Regions from separate parts of the Mus musculus genome. Here regions 1 and 3 are each linked to region 2. A link is a loop called in an ENCODE intact Hi-C map of the cell type or tissue named here. Cell type or tissue: heart. All regions are shown on one strand. Each heading gives the region's core, and the rest is flanking DNA. Links, peaks and the distances in the headings are about the cores only. Region 1 overlaps Atf1 (activating transcription factor 1). Region 2 has its middle 14 kb from the start of Mettl7a1. Region 3 overlaps Methig1 (methyltransferase hypoxia inducible domain containing 1).

What was found. Hi-C counts contacts between places; a loop is a spot of excess contacts. Peaks named below come from ENCODE experiments on the same cell type or tissue, not always from the same donor. Only the 100,000 strongest peaks of a DNase experiment are listed, where the experiment ranks them.
Region 1: a loop joins it to region 2, with 2.3 times the contacts of the local background. A loop is called at or near these places in 11 of 42 quality-filtered maps.
Region 3: a loop joins it to region 2, with 2.0 times the contacts of the local background. A loop is called at or near these places in 6 of 42 quality-filtered maps.

What each region holds. Positions count from the first base shown.
Region 1 is chr15:100,260,889-100,266,830 of GRCm38, forward strand. It overlaps Atf1 (activating transcription factor 1), which reads left to right. Exons shown (of 7, transcript NM_007497.3): 7 at 1-360. Among named protein-coding and RNA genes, the nearest start is that of Tmprss12, 17 kb to the right of the region's middle. In heart, for the core only: a CTCF peak has its summit at 2,517 (motif pointing right); no DNase peak of the experiment used is centred there.
Region 2 is chr15:100,315,376-100,321,317 of GRCm38, forward strand. It overlaps a transcript of Mettl7a1 not described here. Among named protein-coding and RNA genes, the nearest start is that of Mettl7a1, 14 kb to the left of the region's middle. In heart, for the core only: no CTCF peak of the experiment used is centred there; DNase peaks (open chromatin) are centred at 3,116 and 5,003.
Region 3 is chr15:100,372,406-100,378,347 of GRCm38, forward strand. It overlaps Methig1 (methyltransferase hypoxia inducible domain containing 1), which reads left to right. Exons shown (of 4, transcript NM_001024672.3): 3 at 2,474-2,608. It overlaps Higd1c (HIG1 domain family, member 1C), which reads left to right. Exons shown (of 4, transcript NM_001002900.1): 3 at 2,474-2,608. Among named protein-coding and RNA genes, the nearest start is that of Higd1c, 11 kb to the left of the region's middle. In heart, for the core only: a CTCF peak has its summit at 2,892 (motif pointing left); no DNase peak of the experiment used is centred there.

The DNA of each region.
Region 1 (5,942 bases), core at 475-5,474, 54 kb before region 2:
CCCATGGTACCTTTATAAAAGAAGTGACTGCCGATATATTTTTATAGTGAATCTTTATAAATTCTAATGTTGAGTTTTTAATGATTATTTTAAATGTTTATATAGTTTGTTTAGCAAAAAAAATTTTGTATCTCAAAGTATCATTTTTATATTATGAGAAGAGTAAAATTTTCAAATTGGCTGATAATTGAATTGTATGTTTTATATAAAGTTTTATCTAAAGTTTCAGCTGTGGTCAGTACACCAGCATTTAACCTCTGTATTCTAATCTGTGTTCACTTGGAAACTGCAGAACTGTTGTGTACCTACAGAGTATGTTTCATATTGTCTGTGAAATTAAAAAACATTTGATAAGATTAAGTTTTCGGAATGCAAAACATGTTTGATATAACAACTGCCAAGCCCACCAGCAGCCACTGTGTGAGATACTCACTGAGGAATTTTTAGCCTTAAAGTGCAGCCAGATTCTAAGCCTGGGGTCTGAGTGTGCTTTTCAGTAGGGTGCACTTGTGCTCTGATTCAGGAAGAACCAGTTAGAGTGAACAGGGAAGTTGCTGTTCTGTGGAGCCCTGGGACCTCACACCAGTGGTCAGTCACCTCGTCAGTCTGCAGTGGACCCCAAGGAGGGTTCATCAGTTGGAGCACAAAGGCTATTCCTTACTTTCATTTAATTGGTTGCCCATCAGCCTACGTGATCAGGGTGTTCCACATTCCCCTGTCCTTTGTAAGCCAGTGTAGCCACATGTAAGGCTTCTCAGGTCAGTTCCATTTTGTTCTTTCTGTGTTGAACCTCACACTTGGCCAGACCAGCACTCTACAGTGAAGCAGCTTCCCAGGCCAGTAAATGATTTTGTGATGATTTTTAAGCAAAGAGGAAGAATAGGTAGGCATTCCTTGCTCACGGAATGGTAGATAGATGCATTCTGACTTAGAATTGTCAGTGAGTTGCGGTGATGGTGGTTCACATTCCCAGGAAGTGCCACAAAGAAGCGGGGTATGGTGACGCACGCCTTTATTTAATCCCAGCACTTGGGAGGCAGAGGCAGGTGAATTTCTGAGTTCGAGGCCAGCCTGGTCTACAGAGTGAGTTCCAGGATAGCCAGGGCTACACAGAGAAACCCTGTCTTGAAAAACAAACAAACAAACAAAAAAAAAAGTGCCACAAAGTTAGCACCAGAGAGTAATGCCTGAGGGCTAAGGAGGCAGTCAGGACGCAGAGCAGATCTAAACAAGTAATACGCTATAAAGTAAGACTTGGTCTCACTCTAACGCACATGCAAGGCACTCTGTCCACCAGGCTAAAGAGTCCAGGGCATAAAAGCTGGGATTGAAGCAGTGGTTAACCCACTGTAGCGTGTGGTGCACACCTGGGATCTCAGTTGAGACCAAGAGCCTGAAACAGGAGGACCAAGAATTTAAGACCAGGCTGGGTGTGGCGACACACACTTTTTAATTGTATGTGCATTGGTGTTTCGCCTGTGCATCTGTCTGTCTGAGGATGTCAGAATCCTCTGGGACCAGAGTTACAGACAAGTTGTGAGCTGCCGTGTGGGTGCTGGAAGTTGATCTGGGTCCTCTGGAAGAGCAGCCAGTGCTCGTAACAGCTGAGCCATCTCTCTAGCAAGATGACTTACACCTTTAATGTCAGCACCCAGGAGGAAGAGCAAGGTAGATCTCTGAGTTCAAGGCCAGGCTGGTCTACAAAGCACATTCTAGGATAGCCAGGGCTACATAGAGAAGAAACCCTATCTGAAAAAGAGTTTGAGCCTGTTACTTGAGGCCACACATCTCAAATGAGTTTAACCATTCAGTAAACCATTAACCCCATGAATTGCATCTCCAGAGCTGAAGGAAAAGGCTGACTCCCAAAAGTTGTCCTCTGACCACAGCCATCTGGCATGCACCTGCATTCACACACATCCACAGACAGTATTAAATTTATTTTAAAAAACAGAGCAATCCTACCTTCACCCTGGTACATACCTTTAGTAAACTCCAGTGAGGCACTTCTTTTATAGCTCCATCAAGAAAATTCTTCATGGGGCTGGAGAGATGGCTCAGTGGTTAAGAACACTGACTGCTCTTCCAGAGGTCCTGAGTTCAGTTCCCAGCAGCCACATGGTGGCTCACAGCCATCTGTAGTGAGATCCAATGCCCTCTTACTTCTGTAAGTATAGCTACAGTGTACTCACATATAATAAAATCTTTTTTAAAAATTAAAAGGATTCCTCATGTTTGATAAAGGTGTGAATACAAATTCATGTAGATACAGAAAAACATGATACTCTCCCTGAAGCTACACAGTAAATAACAAAAGTGATGTTAAATTCTAGGTTGGGTCAAACCCAAAATGGGTGTTCTTGGTCATTCCAAATGTGTCTTCTCACCAATGGTTTGGAGCTAGAAAGGCTTTTGAGAAAAAAAAAAAAAGCAGAAAGGTTCTGGTCCTTGTCTGAAAATAGTTTAAAAACCTAGTAGGTAAGATTTTTAAAGGTTCTATTTAAGTGTGTCCACTAGGTGGCAACTCTCCTTTAAAATCACACTCTACAAACCTAAACACTAGTATGTAGAAGATAATACAGACCATGGGGTGGCTCAGCCGGTAAAGGCACTTGTGCCAGGCCTGACATCGCAAGTATGGTCACACAGTGGAAGGATGAAATGAACTCCCAGAAGTTCTCTGACTCTTACATGTGCATCGTGTCATGCATGTATGCACAAGAACATATGAAAATGTCATAAAGCAGGAAAAGTGTGTACTACCCAGGACAGGTGACACGAAGAGGAGAATGCATACAGGAGGCCCCACAGACCCTTTCTTAGGATTTCTTCCCCACAGGGAGGCAGCTACTTGAGTTTAGTGTGCCTATGCAATGTGTGTATGTTCACTACATATATTCATAGAGATGGTGTAATTCCAGTCCTGGGGCTAAGGCATGAGTCCCAGGCCAGCCTGGGCTCAACAGCAAGTTCATGTTTGAAAAACACACTTGTAGTCTCCCCTTCCCCAGCCTGAAACCTGCTTGAAAGACAAAAATCTTAGAGAGTGAAGAGTAACATCACAAAGCTGCTTTTGGGGAAGCTCAGGTACTTTATTCAGTTGCAAATTGTAAAGCTAAGGCTAGTCTCTGGCCTCCTGTCGGGGAACTGGCTCAGAGAGTAGCAGGAAAACAGCTTTCCTGGGAGCTTTAGTTTCCAGCTGAATAGTAAGCAAAAGAGGAATTTTAGTCCTCAAGGTGATACTTATAAGAAGAGTCAGAATCTGTGTTCATCTGACGAATTAATCTCTCTGGCAGCCACCGCGCTCTATCTTTATCTCGTGAAAAAACACAAACCGAGCCCCTTCCCCAGATTAGAACCGGATCTGGACCCTTCTATTCGCTAGTCAGTGGGTCCTTTCATTTTACCAATGCATAACAATTAGAAGTAACTAGATGCCAGTGGCGATCCACTGCAGACTGACCTTTAATATTGGTTGCAAAATATTTAGAACAAATAAGGTAAAGGCAAGATGAGCCTTTGGTGACCTTGGGGGATGTGCTCTGAATTAACTTTGCTAGGTAATTTAGAATATAGGAGTCTCTAACATTGGACTGAATATTAGACCAGTCTAAGATTGAGTTAGAATGACTGGTCACACTGAAGAAAAGAGAAAATCATTATGACTCTATTAAATGACTAATTTTACCAAGTCAGTATGCACAGTCTCTGATGAACTATTGCCATAAAGTTAAAAGGCTAGAAGCTAGTCTAAACTGGAAAAATGACAAGCAAGGATGGATCTAAAACATGAATTTAATTTAGTTTTTTAGTCATTACAATCAGGACACTGAGTCAACTTACCTGCCAGCTCGTCACACGAATTAATATGTTTCTGCAGCGTTCTGTGTAGAAAACCTGTTTTTCCCTTTCCTAATAAGATAGCTGTTTTAGGATCAATCTATAAGCCAAAAAGTAGATCCCTTTAAGATACTATAAAGCATTTATTAAATTCTTTGCCATTTAAATATTAAATTTTGAAAATAAAGGTAAGATTTAAATAGTGTGCATGGGAATGCACTAAATAGTATGTACGGGGATACAATTTTTCTCTAGCAGAGCACAAGCTGACCTGTGAGCCATGGCTTCTGCTGAACTTCTCTGACTGTGAAAGGAGTTCCTCAGACAGAGGTAATGCTGATGGCATAGCAAGCAGGCCTGCCTTGAGTTCTCCCTTCGATAGACTTGGGATCTGGAATTGCAAGAGGAAATAAACCCTTTCTCCTGCTATGTTGCTTTTAGTCAGGGCATCTGCCACAGCAACAGAAATGAGATGAGGATTGGCTTAGAGCTCTGGACCCTAAGGACTAAGGGCTTGTGGCTTTTTTTTTTTTTTTAAAGATTAATTATTTACTGTATGTAAGTACATTGTAGCCCTCTTTGGACACTCCAGAAGAGGGCATCAGATCTCATTATGGATGGTTGTGAACCACCATGTGGTTGCTGGGATTTGAACTCAGGACCTTCTGGAAGAGCAGTCAGTGCTCTTACCCACTGAGCCATCTCTTCAGCCCGCAATGTCTTGACCTCTACAATTACATGGGCCAATTCCCATCCTGGCCTCTTTTGCTCCCCTTCTCCTCCCCTGCTTCTTTTTGGCTGGAGATCCCTGACTAATGTTGGTCTTCAGGCCTTACTCTGTGGAAAACAAGAGCTCTCAAGCTGTGCCTTGCTCTGAGTGACTCCATTTTATAAAACAATGTTTGGCAGAATGGCTCCACATCTTGTTTGCACATATAAACAAATTTCATCTATCCAGCGCAAACCATGGCACTGGCTGACAAGCAAGGTGTTGCCACCTACAAACTCAGCAAATTGAGACAGGAACTAACAGATACGTAAGCAGATGAAAACCACAGCAGAAAAGCGAGGGCTGGGAACTCATCAGACACAGGAGACCACAGAGCAGGCAGAGGGAGGCCCTCAGATGGATCCTATAAGAGAAGAGCCATTCTCACTGGACAGGGCCACAGCTACTGACAGTCCTCAAGAATCTGCAAGCTTAGCCATAACTGTCAACTCCTAACTGTCCCTGTGGCTTCAGCTTCTCTCTCTCTCTCCCTCTCTCTGTTACACACACACACACACACACACACACACACACACACACACACACACGAGAGAGAGAGAGAGAGAGAGAGAGAGAGAGAGAGAGAGAGAGAGAGCATTCGTGCATGCACATGCTCTCTTGACACAGCCCTCTCAGATACTTATGTCCTGACTCAGCTCTGTGCTCCCTCCAATAGAACAGATACAAAAATACCTCCTTTTTTTTACTTGGTGCACTCAGAAAATGAATACAGTTCAAAAACACAGAAAAGTGAATGGCATGTTGTGCTGTCCAATAGAAGTCTATGAAGAGAACTGTATTTATATTCAGCTGATGTAAGTCAATAATAGATTCTATTACTTCCCCTCTTAGCACAGGCTGGCCTGCAGTATGTAGCAAGGCCAACTGTCTCAGGGTTTGTACTGTTGAGGTAAAACACTGTCACCAAAAGCAACTGAGGAGAGGCTTTATTTCAGCTTATTTTCAGACTCTCAGGTCACAATCTATCACTGAGGGAAGTCAGGACAGGAACTAATGCAGACAGCATGGAAGGGCGCTGCTTCCTGGCTTGCTCTCTCCATGTCTTGCTCAGCCTGTTTTCTTACAGAATCCAGAACCACCTGCCCAGGATGGGCCACCTACCACACTGGACTGGGCCCTCTGCTTCCAACCATTAGTCAAGAAAATGTTCCAGCTGTTTGCCACTCAACAATGTGGTGGATTCTTTATTGGAGACACCGATGAGCAGTAGGCCTGTGGCACACCTTTCCTAGAAGCCGAGTTCCTCTTCCCTGGGTACTTTTAGTTTTTCTTACAGCTGAAAAGTTGTATGTGCTAATGACTGAGCCTGTGT
Region 2 (5,942 bases), core at 471-5,470:
AGATTAAGAATGTTGTTCAGGGGCTTTGTTTTGATACAGGGTCTCACTATGGAGCCTAGGCTGGCCCCAAACTCACAGAGATCCACCTGTCTCTGCCTCCTGTGTGCTGATCAATGTCCTGTGCCACTATGGCCCATCCAGAATGAGTTCAAGGATCCTATTTGTGAATGCACAGAGCAAGTGGAAAGGCAGCTCACTGCTCGGCCTCTTGAACATAAAGTCAGTTTTGTTGACGCTCGGATGCCTCTCTCTTCAGCCCTGAAAGATGAGCCTCCTCGTCTCCCAAAAGTCAGACCTTCCTTTTTTCATAAATTTCACCACTAAGTTAATGTTGGTCCGACAACTGAGAGTCCCACACAGGCACAGGTGTACCTCATGAGATGGACTCATCACACTGGAAAGTAATGGCCCAGGGCAGAGGCCTAGCAAATTCTTTTTCTGAATGAAGGGCACACAGCTCAGTAGCCACAGACACTAATTTTATTAATACCTGTTACACTAGCTATCTGTTGAGCTTTCTACCTGGAGCTACAGACATTATTAATTAATACCTGATCATACCAGGTAAATACCACTGCTCTCTCTACTTGGAGTCAGTGACTAATTTTCTCTATACTATTTCCAAACTGTGGGTGAAATTCCCCAGACAGAATCTATATATAAATCTATTCTAAAAATAAATAATCCCAATTTTATAAATTGACAGTTAAATCAATATTGTAAAGATATATTGTTCTAACATGTCTTATAGGATACTCAAATTCTGTCTAATGTGGGCTCCCTGGGAATTTTGCTTTTAAATCTTGTTTTGACTAGCTGCCTGCTTATAAGCAGGTATAGGTTGAGTAGGCAGGGCTTCCAGGTTGGACAGAGGCAGAGAGGACTCAGGAGAGAGTTAGGAACCTTTTTGGACAGGGAAAGCAAGAGGACAAGATGTAGCTACTAATATCTCCCAGCTCATATGGCAAATCTTGGCAGATTCACCACCGGAGGATTTAGATTTAATATGGCTTACAAGATTAGGATTCTAGTTGTTGCACCCAGTGATTGAGTTACCATTGTTTCTGAATTAAGTTTGTGTGGTGTTTTCCTTCATGAGTTTCGACTGGGTGCAAGAGAGAAAGCATGGGTTTGCCAGATGTGCACCACAAAGACTGCGGGGGATTTGAAGCATGGGGCTGATGTGGTAACAACCCACCAGTGGCAATTTAGCGAGCTGGGTGGAGAGGTTTTGGAGCTCTGAGTCAGAGAATCTCCACGAGCTAAGACCTGGCCTGAGAGACAACCGGGGCTGAGAGTAACTTGGTGTAGTGCAGGAACTTGCTGTTCTTTTTAATATTTCCCACAACAACTTATGCTATAGAATACCAGCCTAGAGAAATAAATGCAGGTGTGCCCATGGCTGTGCCTGGGGCTTTAAGTGGATGCTGAAAATTAAAACTCAGCTCCTCACTCTTACACTGAGCCATCTCCAGCCCAGGTCTGCATTTCCTTATGTAGGCTCCTTCCATTTCATGTAAAGCCTGAATTCTGCTTTCTTTTATTAATCTGTCTCATATCAGTTTAATTCTGAGCCTCACCTAGGGCCTTAGGAGGATAAAAGTGGAATTTTCCAATCCCTACAATGTGTTTGTTGACTTTGATCTTGGATAAGACACTTCTAATATCTCTAGATTCTTCATCAGCAAAGGACTCATCTACCTGAAGGGCTCTGATGAGGAGTGGAATGCCAGGGGTGGTGGTGAACTTCTTTAATCCCAGCACTTGGAAGGCAGGTAGATCTCTGTGAGTTTGAAGCCAGCCTAGTCTACATAGTGAGTTTTACTTTCTCAAAAGAAAAACAACAACAACAAACAAAACAATGAAGCAATATGTTTAAAAAATGCTAAGGGTCTTACCATGTAGCCCAGGCTGGCCTGGAACCCTTGATCCTCTTGCTGCAGCCATCTGTGTGTTGGGACCGCAGGACTGCCTTACTGTGCAGAGTGAGTGTGCACATGCATACACACTCATGAGTGTGCATGCGTGTGCACGAATGCACACACACACACCTAGATTTTTTTTCTTGGGGTGCTGTGGTTGAACCTGGGCCTAGTGCATGAAGCAAGCACTTTTTTTTTTCATAGCTGAGGACTGAACCCAGGGCCTTTCACTTGCTAGCCATGTACTCTACCACTGAGCTAAATCCCCAACACCGCCCCCCCCCCTCCGCCCTGCCACCCCTGCCCAACCCTGAGAGGCAAGCGCTCTTGACTGATCTATAGCCCTGGCTTATTTTTTCTTTAACTGATACTTAATATTGAGTACCTACTATGTTTTCTGCTCTTGAATAAGCTATGAAGAAGTCTCTTCAGTCATCACTGAAGAAAATGCATAGATGCCAGAACATGTGATCCTACCTACCTTGGGGAAGAGCAGGGGCTGTTTTGAGCTGAATTCAAAGAATGAATGGTGAGGATTTCAGCTGCATGGAGCAGTTTGGGTGGCAGTTGCATGAAAGGAAGAAATTAATGTTCAAGAACTGAAGGCCAGCCAGACAAGATGGCTCAATGGTAAAGGTGCTTGCTGCCTGATGACCTGGGATCCACACAGTGGAAGGAGAGAGCCAACTCACAAAGTTGTCCTCTGACCTCTCTCTACACATGCATCATAGCAGGTACATGCCCACACAAATAAATGAGCAAGTAAAAGCACTGGGTATATGGCACCACATATAAACCTGGCACTCAGAGGTAGTATGGCCAGCCAGGGTAACATAGTAAAGCCCTGCCTCAAAACAGCCTGAGTGAAGGGCAGGTTCTGTGTTCACAGCCACTTCCACTGGTCTCTTAAGACAAGGGGTGAGAGCCGCACAAGTATTTCGATGGATTACCTCCCACTCCTACCCCTGTAAACATTCTAACGTTTCACATTTATTCCCAGGTTCTCTGATGTTCTGTGTCCTCAGTGTTGATAGAGAAGCAAACATTGCATAATATTTCCGTTTGTGCTCTTGGACCCAGAACAAGCCCTCCCTCTCTTGGTGTTGCTTTGAGAAGTGCAGTACTTAGCTGAAATTAAATTCCTAGTAGTCACTTAAGGGCACTAACTGAGTCTCCACATGCCAATACCAACAAAAGCAAGAGAAGGCTATTCACTTAATCCCAGCATTTAAAACCAACCCAGGCTGCAGTAAAGAATCACAGGAATTCCTTAATGAACTGTTGAGCCAACAGCTCCACCCTGGCCAGAGAACAGGCAGAGGTCCTGGTGACCAAGAGCAAAGGACCAAGACTGGCCCCTGAGCCTGACTCTTCAACCCCGCTTAAAAATAATAACAACAGTGACTAAGCAACATAGTGTGTTTCTTCTAAAGAAAAGTGTTTGAGAAGTTGGAGGCTTATCCTGGAATTTGTGTATAAACTACAAAAGTCACTGGTCAAAATGTATCACTCCTAAAAGTGTAACAAACAACAAAGGCCAGCTCACTAGGCAGCATGGTCCTAAAATGTTAGAACTCAAGAGTCAGAGGGAGAAAAGATGGCTGGTCTGAGATCAGTTCAGGCTACAGTAGGCAGTTTAAAGCTAGGCTGGGATATAGAGCAAGACAACCTAAAAGCATCATTTTAGGAGAGTCTTCTGTCAAGTTGTGCCTTCCCAGTCCTTAAGCCGTTCATGGCCCTGATGTCTGCCTTCTTCGTGGACAGACCCTTTCACCCCACGCCTCTCTCAGCTGATAATACAGGTTTCCACATTCAAGTGCCTGTAGGCTAGGCATGCTGCCACAGGAAGTATTCAGGAAGCACAGGCAGGAGAATGGAAACTTTGAGGCTAGCCTAGGGTACAGATACCTTCTCTGTCACTTTCTTAATGCCACACAGTGACTTTGACAATTTCAGGATTTCTCTATCCCTAACCCAAAGGCAGACTCATCTCTGACTAATGAAAGAAATGATTGTTTGCAAGGATTTCCAAGGCTATCCCAGCTTCCAACTTTCCTAGGCCATCCCAGCTTTCCCACGTAACCTCTCAAGAGCCTCGGCTAACTGATACTGCTCCCCCCCACCCCCCATTTCACTGTGAACAGTCCCCTGGGACTTATCTCTGCTACTCTGTCCCTTTAGCCTTTATTTTTCGGTCAAATTGGAAGCAACCACATATCACAGCAAGGTCAGAAGATGGTGCCAGCCCCCCTGGAACTGAAGTTCCAGGTCGTGAGACTGGACAGGGATGCTGGGGAAACAAACCTGGTTCCTCTGGAAGAACAGCTAACGTTCGTTCATAGCCACTAAGTCATCTCTCCAGTCCCATTCCTTAAATCCTGTCAGCCTGCTGGGTGGTGGTGGCTCACGCCTTTAATCCCAGTACTGGGGAGGCAGAGGCAGGCGAATCTCTGTGAGTTCAAGACCAAGCTGGTCTACAGAGTGAGTTCCAGGACAGCCAGGACTACACAGAGAAGACTAGTCTCAAAAAACAAACAAACAAAAAAAAAACAAAACAAAAAAACAAAAAAACAAAAAAAAAACCAAAAAACAAAAAACAAAAACAGACAACAAAACCAACAAAACAAAATCATGTTAGTCTGTTGGAAGATGGACCTGGGGTCACTGAGCCTCTTTTTCTGTTGTCCAATCTGTCTATGTAGTAAAATCGTTCTCTGCCTTTACCACCATTGTCTTTAACTGGTTCAACTTGGGGCTTGTGAACTCCTGGACCCAGGCCTTTTGCCCTATGTCCTCCAGTAACAACCCAACTAACACAGCATGACAAAAGTTCAGCCAACAGACACCTTGCAGGAGCAGGGGTGGGGGGTGGGGGCAAAGGCAGGTGCAGGACCCCAGCAACACCTGGTGCAGGACAGCAGACCAACCAGCAGCTTCATCATGTCAGCAAACCTCCACAGTAACTTGTATTATTTGCTGGTGGAAACAGGAAAGCTGCCAGGAGTCCCTGCAAACTGTCAAGTGAAATAGAACATGGCGCATCGCTTGCTCTTTGTGGCTGGAGAGAGGAAATGGCAGACACAGAAAGACAGATGACCCGCAATATGCGTGCATCTGCTCCTGAGCCTGAGACTCCTGAATCAGCAGTAGGAACCCGGGCTCCCAGGAAGGCAGTGTGCACCTCTGCAGCCCGCTCCCTGCATCTAACCTGCAGGGAACCCCTCAGAGAGCTTGGGCTTCCGGGAGAGCATGGCTGTAGGGGAGGCCTCTTCTAAAAAGTCTTTATGAAAGGAATTGAGGAAAACAAAACTATCAGGTGACATGGGGCAGGAGTTAGAGAAGCCAAGTGATTATGTAAAGCTTTGCTTGGGAGTTTAAATAAGATGACCTCATTTTAACAATTGCTGTTCAGTGTTGGGCAATAGACTCTTAGGGATTTATGGTTTGTTTTGACAGAGTTTCTCCATGTAGCCCTGGCTGTCCTGAAACTTGCTTTGTAGATCAGGCTGACCTCAAACTCACAGATATCTGCTTGTCTCTGACTCCCAAGTGCTGGGATTAAAGGCATACGTTACCACCTCTTGACAGCTGACGTTCAGTTTTTATTAAGATCTGGAATCTAAGGTTAGCATGAAGAACCAACTCAGTGAGCAAGTGACTGCCCACCCAGACACCAGGCTCTGACCCAGCCAGTCCCTGTTGCTGGACAAACACTCTGAGGGCTCTCTAAGCAGGGAACTAGGTAACTCTCTTGGTAACTAGATAACTCTCCTCTAGGTTACTAGGATTCACCTTACAGATCCCGTTGGCAGATCCTGTTGGTTGATCGCCTGCCAGATCATGTGCCCACCTCCAGGGTCTTCCTATACATCAGTTCCAGGAACAGATTCATTTAATTATTTACTTCTTGGTATTTTTCAAGATAGGCTCTCGCTGGCCTGAAACCCACTGCTTTTATTTTATTGTGCACTGTGGCCACATGCAGGCCAGAGGACAGCTCTCCAGGCTGGTTCTCTCCTG
Region 3 (5,942 bases), core at 464-5,463, 57 kb after region 2:
CCCCTGGGTATAGATTGGCAAAAGGTGAAGTGACACAGAATTAAGAGTGTGCCAGGTGCACCAGGAACAGGTCCTCAGTATCTTCTTTTGATGTTTTGGTGTCTGACAGAGGTGGGGCCCGGGGATGCTGAACACTGGGGTGGGCAGGAGGACGTTGGAGAGGTGGAAGTCTCTGCCTCAGAGTCAGTGGGGGAAGCCTGGGACAATCAACTTGTCTGGCTTCCACAGGGTCCTGTGACAATATACAAAGAAAGCTTCCCCTGGAATGAATCATCCAGTCTTCTTTATTATCCAGACAGGGTTTCTCTGTGTAGCCCGGACTGTCCCGGAACTCACTCTGTTGACCAGACTGGCCTTGAACTTAGAAATCAGCCTACCTTTGTCTCCCCAGTGCTGGGGATTAAAGGACTGTGCCACCTCTGCCCACATAGGAGACCATTTTATCTTATTAAATGTTTAAAGTAAATTTTATTTTCAAAAATTTTTTGTTTTGTTTTTAAATATGTATTATGTGTATATTATATATATACAGTGTAATTGTCTTCAGACACACCAGAAGAGGGCATCAGATCCCATTACAGATGATGAGCCACCATGTGAGTGCTGGGAATTGAACTCAGGACCTTAACTGCTGAGCCATCTCTCCAGCCTGTATTACATATTTGAAAGCCTCCCTAGATCAGGCAGAGTCATAAATAAGATGAGAATAAGTATCCACATGTACGTGAACAGTGGCTAATTTTCCAAACAACAAGACATGTGAGATGCCTATCTGCATAAATCTAAAGGATGCAGGCCCAAGGCAGGGAGGGGTTAACCCCCATGGGGAGCATGAGTGGGGGCAGGGCACTTTACACCATTCCACAGGGTTGTAAGGGCAGCTTCCCAGAGTCCAGCAGTGATTTGATGATGTAATGCATGGCTCTGCTGAGCTGCCTCCATAGGAAAAGCAACAGATTTTGTCAAGGAATCAAATGTATGCTTACCTTCATGCACAGGACCGGGAACCAGGACGTTGTGACTCAGGAAGAAAGGCAATGTCTAGGTTGAGGTGTGACTTGTAACTCTGGAAGTGAGGCTAGAAAACAGTGGGACACAGATGGAGAGATGATCTCTGGCCTTGTGACTCTCACTGTTCTGGGGTCTGGAAGCTGATGGCTTCTGGAAATTTAACTCTCTCTTGCTATTCTGTGGCTAAAAGCTGCTCCTTTCTGGAGATTCATTCCTGCTGACAGCAGCAGGGGATTAAGAAAAGAAGTTAGTTGCTTGGGTCATTTTCTCTTTGACTTTCAGGGCCTTTCACTAATCAGGTGAGAGGCTCAGAGTTCGTTAACTCTTTGTGAGTCAGATTGAAAGGAAGAGAGTCAGGCACACAGAAGTAACACACTTAGCTCCATAAGTTCATTATAAGTTTAAAGCAATAATTTTCATGTCATAAGTTAGCACGGTTTTGTCAAGAGACAAGCCATCTGCCTTGTGTCTCATTACTTCGAAGTCTTGTATAGATAGACTAGCTCATCGTTTATTTTCTGTCCTTGCACCTACAATAAGTTGTCCATTCCCAGCTTCTGACGTTGAGTTACCAGAAAGAGGCCTCGTTCCTAGCCTAGAAGGAATGATTTCCTTGATTGTAAATGTGTTCCAAGCCTGCTTTCTTTTTCGAGTGCAATCAGCTCAGGACACATGAAGGTTTACAGAGCTCTATCTGCAGCTTTTATTCTATAGAGGACTTAAAATTACTTGTACTAATTTAGGAATTATGAAATCATCAGTTCGCCTACACAGCATTACTACATGAAAGTACATCTTCCTATTGATCCTGCAGGAGATCACTCAATAGGGTGGGCTGATGCCCAGAATCATTAGGCCATGCAACAGTGACAGGAAAGGCATCTCAGCATTGAGAAACAATCCTGGGCGGAAGTCTCTGAGGACCCTGCATCTCAGAGCTCACCCATCTCAGCCATGCAAATGGTGGACTATCTCCTGAAAACTTACTTGGTTAATATAGCCTTCCCTAGATGGCTTTTGACATATTGTAATGCAGATGTTCCAAAATCTAAAACACCCACAACCCTCACTTCTGACCCTAGTGTGATGGATGAAGGTCACTGATTCTACATCTTGTCTGTCTTCCTTTACACGCACGGCCTTTCATTTGGCTAAGGGGAATGCTCGCCTCTTGTTAATCTAATTCATGTCTGTTTTAAAATAGTCCATAAGCTTTGTTATGGATTTTTAACAAATGGGTTTCTTTTTAAAATACATAATTTATCTTTACTTTATGTTCCCTGGTGATTTACCTGCCTGTCTGTCTGTGTGAGGGCATCAGATCCCCTGGAACTGGAGGTACAGATAGGTATGGGCTGCCATCTGGGTGCTGAAAATAGAACCTTGGTCCTCCGGAAGAGCAGCTAGTGCTCTTAACTACTGGCCATCTCTCAAGCGCCCTAATTCATCTTTAAATTCACAGGCATGGCAGGCTTTGTGGCTGTGCTGTCCTACGGTCTTTACAAGCTAAATTCCAGAAGAGAGCAGAAGATGTCCCTTCATCTCATCCACGTGCGGGTTGCCGCCCAAGGATGTGTGGTGGGAGCCGTGACTCTAGGTAAGCTGCTGCCTCTTCTTAGGTCTGGCTGTCCTCCGTGGGTGTGTGGCCGTGTGCACGTGTGTGTGTGTGTGTGTGTGTTGTTTTACTTATTCTGTAAATTCTTGGCAGAAGATAAATATTGGATTGAAATGATATGAGATAAGGAGATTCCCTCGGGGGCTGGAGAGATGAGGCAGTTAAGGGCACTGCTTCTCTTGCAAAGGATTCAGCCCAGCACCAATTTGAAAGCTCACAACCATCTAATTCTGAGGGTTCAGGCGCCCTCTTCTGGTTTCTTTGGGTATCAGGCATACCTGCAGTGCAAGTTCACACATTCAGGAACTCATATACAGAAAATAAAAATGGACCTTTAAGAAAGCAAGCTGATATAGTTGAGGCCTCTCAATTTCTTACGATTTTCGCCTGATAAAATACAACAAAATTGCCAGACATAAAAGGGATGGTGGTCACCTTCTCAGGGCAGCTGTTCCCAACCTTCCCAACACTTTGACCCTTTAATACAATCCCTTGTGTTGTGGTGACCCCAAATATAAAATTAATAACTGCAACCTTGCTACTGCTTTGAGTTGCAAATATTTGATATGCAGGAAACATGATATGTGACCCCTGTGAAAGGGCCATTCAAAGGGTTCGAAACCCACAGGTTAAGAACCCCTGCTCTAGAGGAAGGTGCTGGCATGGCTCGGCTCTACACAGCTCCACTAACAGCAGTGGCTGTGCCCCTCAGCCTGTCTCACGAGCAGATGAGGAAGCTCCTTAGAGGCCAGAGACCTAAACAGCCTTTTTACTTTTGATCCAGCAATGAAGCTTTGCCCGGTGGCCGACATGCTTAGCAAGGAAAGATTAGTCTTGATTAGAAAGATTAGTTAGAAAGAAAAGATTAGTGGCTTAGTTAGGGTTTCTACTGCTGTGACGAAACACCATGACTGAAAGGTAAGTTGGGGAGGAAAGGGTTTGCTTGGCTAACACTTCCACACTCTAGCCCATCATTGAAAAAAGTCAGTGCAGGAGCTTAAACAGGGCAGGAACCTGGAGGCAGGAGCTGATGCAGAAGCCACGGAGGGGTATGTACTGGCTTGTTCCTCATGGCTTGCCTAGGGAATGGCACCACCCACAGTGGGCTGGACCCTTCCCCATCAATCACTGATTATGAGAATGCCCCACAGGTTTGCCTACCTGATCTCCTGGGGCATTTTCTCAATTGAGGTTTCCTCTTCTAGATGACTTTAGCTTGTGCCGAGTTGACATGAAACTTTCCAACAGAGACCATCTAGGTTTTGGTGGGCTCCCTGCATAGCCCTGGCTGGACTGGAGTTTAAGGTGATCTTCCTAATGCTGCCTCTCAGATGCTGGGATTACAGTTATGTCACTGTGCCTGGCCTGCACTTTTGAGGTTTGTTTGCTTGAGACAGAAAATCTCTAGGCAGTGTAGGCTGGCCTCAGAAATCACTACTGAAGTCCAGGCCAGACTCGATATAACAGTCCTCCTTAATTCTGAGACTGCAGGCAAGTGCCTGATAAGACAGGACAAGCAGGGACAATTCAGAACAATCAAACAGGAGCTAGAATACACGGGACAGACTAATTCCTACAGTGGTTCTGGTTGGCTGTTTCCCTAGGGGCCTTTATGAAGCTTATTGCATATATTGCTTATATTGCATATTGCTTATATTGCTTATATTGCATATTGCTTATATTGCATATTGCTTATATTGCATATTGCTTATATTGCATAGGTGGTACCGAACCCTTTCAAATCTTCCCCATTCAGGCTTCCTGGTACAGGGATTATGTGTGTGCTCCTTATCTTGCTCAACAGTTTATGCTTAAGTGACCAGATCAGTGTGAACTTTCTAACTTGACAATAGGAACTATCAGTTCAACTACACCAACGCTTCTGCAGGCAAGGCCATCTCAACCAACTAACTATAACTACGTTTCCAACTTAGCCTGGTAGAACTCCAAGGGGACCCTAATCTCACTGCTGGAGAAGCGTACCAAGATGGCTTCTGGGTGCAGTAAGTTTACACAGTACAGCACATTAAAAACGTTTACTCAGCCAGGCAGGGCCACACGCCTTTAATCCTAGCACCTGGGAGGCAGAGGCAGGTCGATCTCTGAGTTTGAGGCCAGCCTGGTCTACAGAGTGAGTTCCAGGACAGCCAGGGCTTCAAAGGCAAACCCCGTCTCAAAAAACCAAAACCAACAAAGAAAAGCAAACTAAACCAAAGGCACATTGGCTTGGCGTCATTATCCAGACCGGGGTCAGTCACAGCCCCGTTCCTGAGGAATTTTCCCATCAGTGAGTGGCTGGCCTTTCAGCAGCAAGGCCCCATTCACACAGAGTCTGTGCATCACAGTTCACTCAGACAGGGGCTCCTTTCTGGCTCTCCTCTCCTGCTAACTTTGTTCCCCGCAGCAATGAGGGCCCCTGCCACAGCTGAGGTGTTTCTCCTGGGAGAGAGCAGCTGGTCACTGGTGTCTGGAGCTTGATAAATTCCAGGGCCAGTTCCTGCTTTAGATTCCTGTCTTTCTGGGCCCCAAATCTCAAGTTACAATTGTTGAAGTTCCCGAAGTTACTATAGTACTATACTTCCAAGCCTGCCTCCTTTGTTACCAAACCATTCCTCCAAAACCACATGGCCAAAGATGTTATCACCCTCAAACCCAGCTTCAAGGACAACCACTTCCTTTTCCAGAGTTGCCCTGGCTACAATAGAGGCAGCACTTCCCAGCTGTGGCCAGCCACAGGCCTGACTTCCAAAGGTTTCTCATCCACCTTCATGGTCATCAAAAGACATCAAAGCAAAGCCCCTGTCCTTACCACTGCCTGGCCCGTCTTCAGGGCCTTAGTGTCTCTGACAAAATTAATTCTCACAGTTGAGCGGACATCTTGTCTTGTGAGCATCTTCTCCTGAGCACACGTAGGTTCAGCCACTCTCCCATCCACCTAGAGTGCCCATGTTCCTGGCTCCTTCCAGCTGCTCTCCAGCCCCAGAAGTGACAACCCAAAGCTTTAGAGCCTTTGCTGTTTGGTTCTCCAAAGGTTCACACTCTGGCTCCCCCTGTGGACTTTCAGGAAATGACAGGCACTTTGTTCCCTCAGGAAAAGCTAACCTGGTATCATATGGGGACATTTTTGTTTACCCTGTTGGGAGTGGGAGGCAACTCAATTATCGACATGGGGATGCTGCCAAACAGCCTGCAGCGTACAAGGCATCTGACATCAGGAGTAATCCAGCCTCAACTGGCAGCAGCCTTCAGACTGGGAGCCTGCCATGGAGGGAGGCAGGCAGCCAGAGGATGAGGGAGACAGAGAGACTTCAATCAG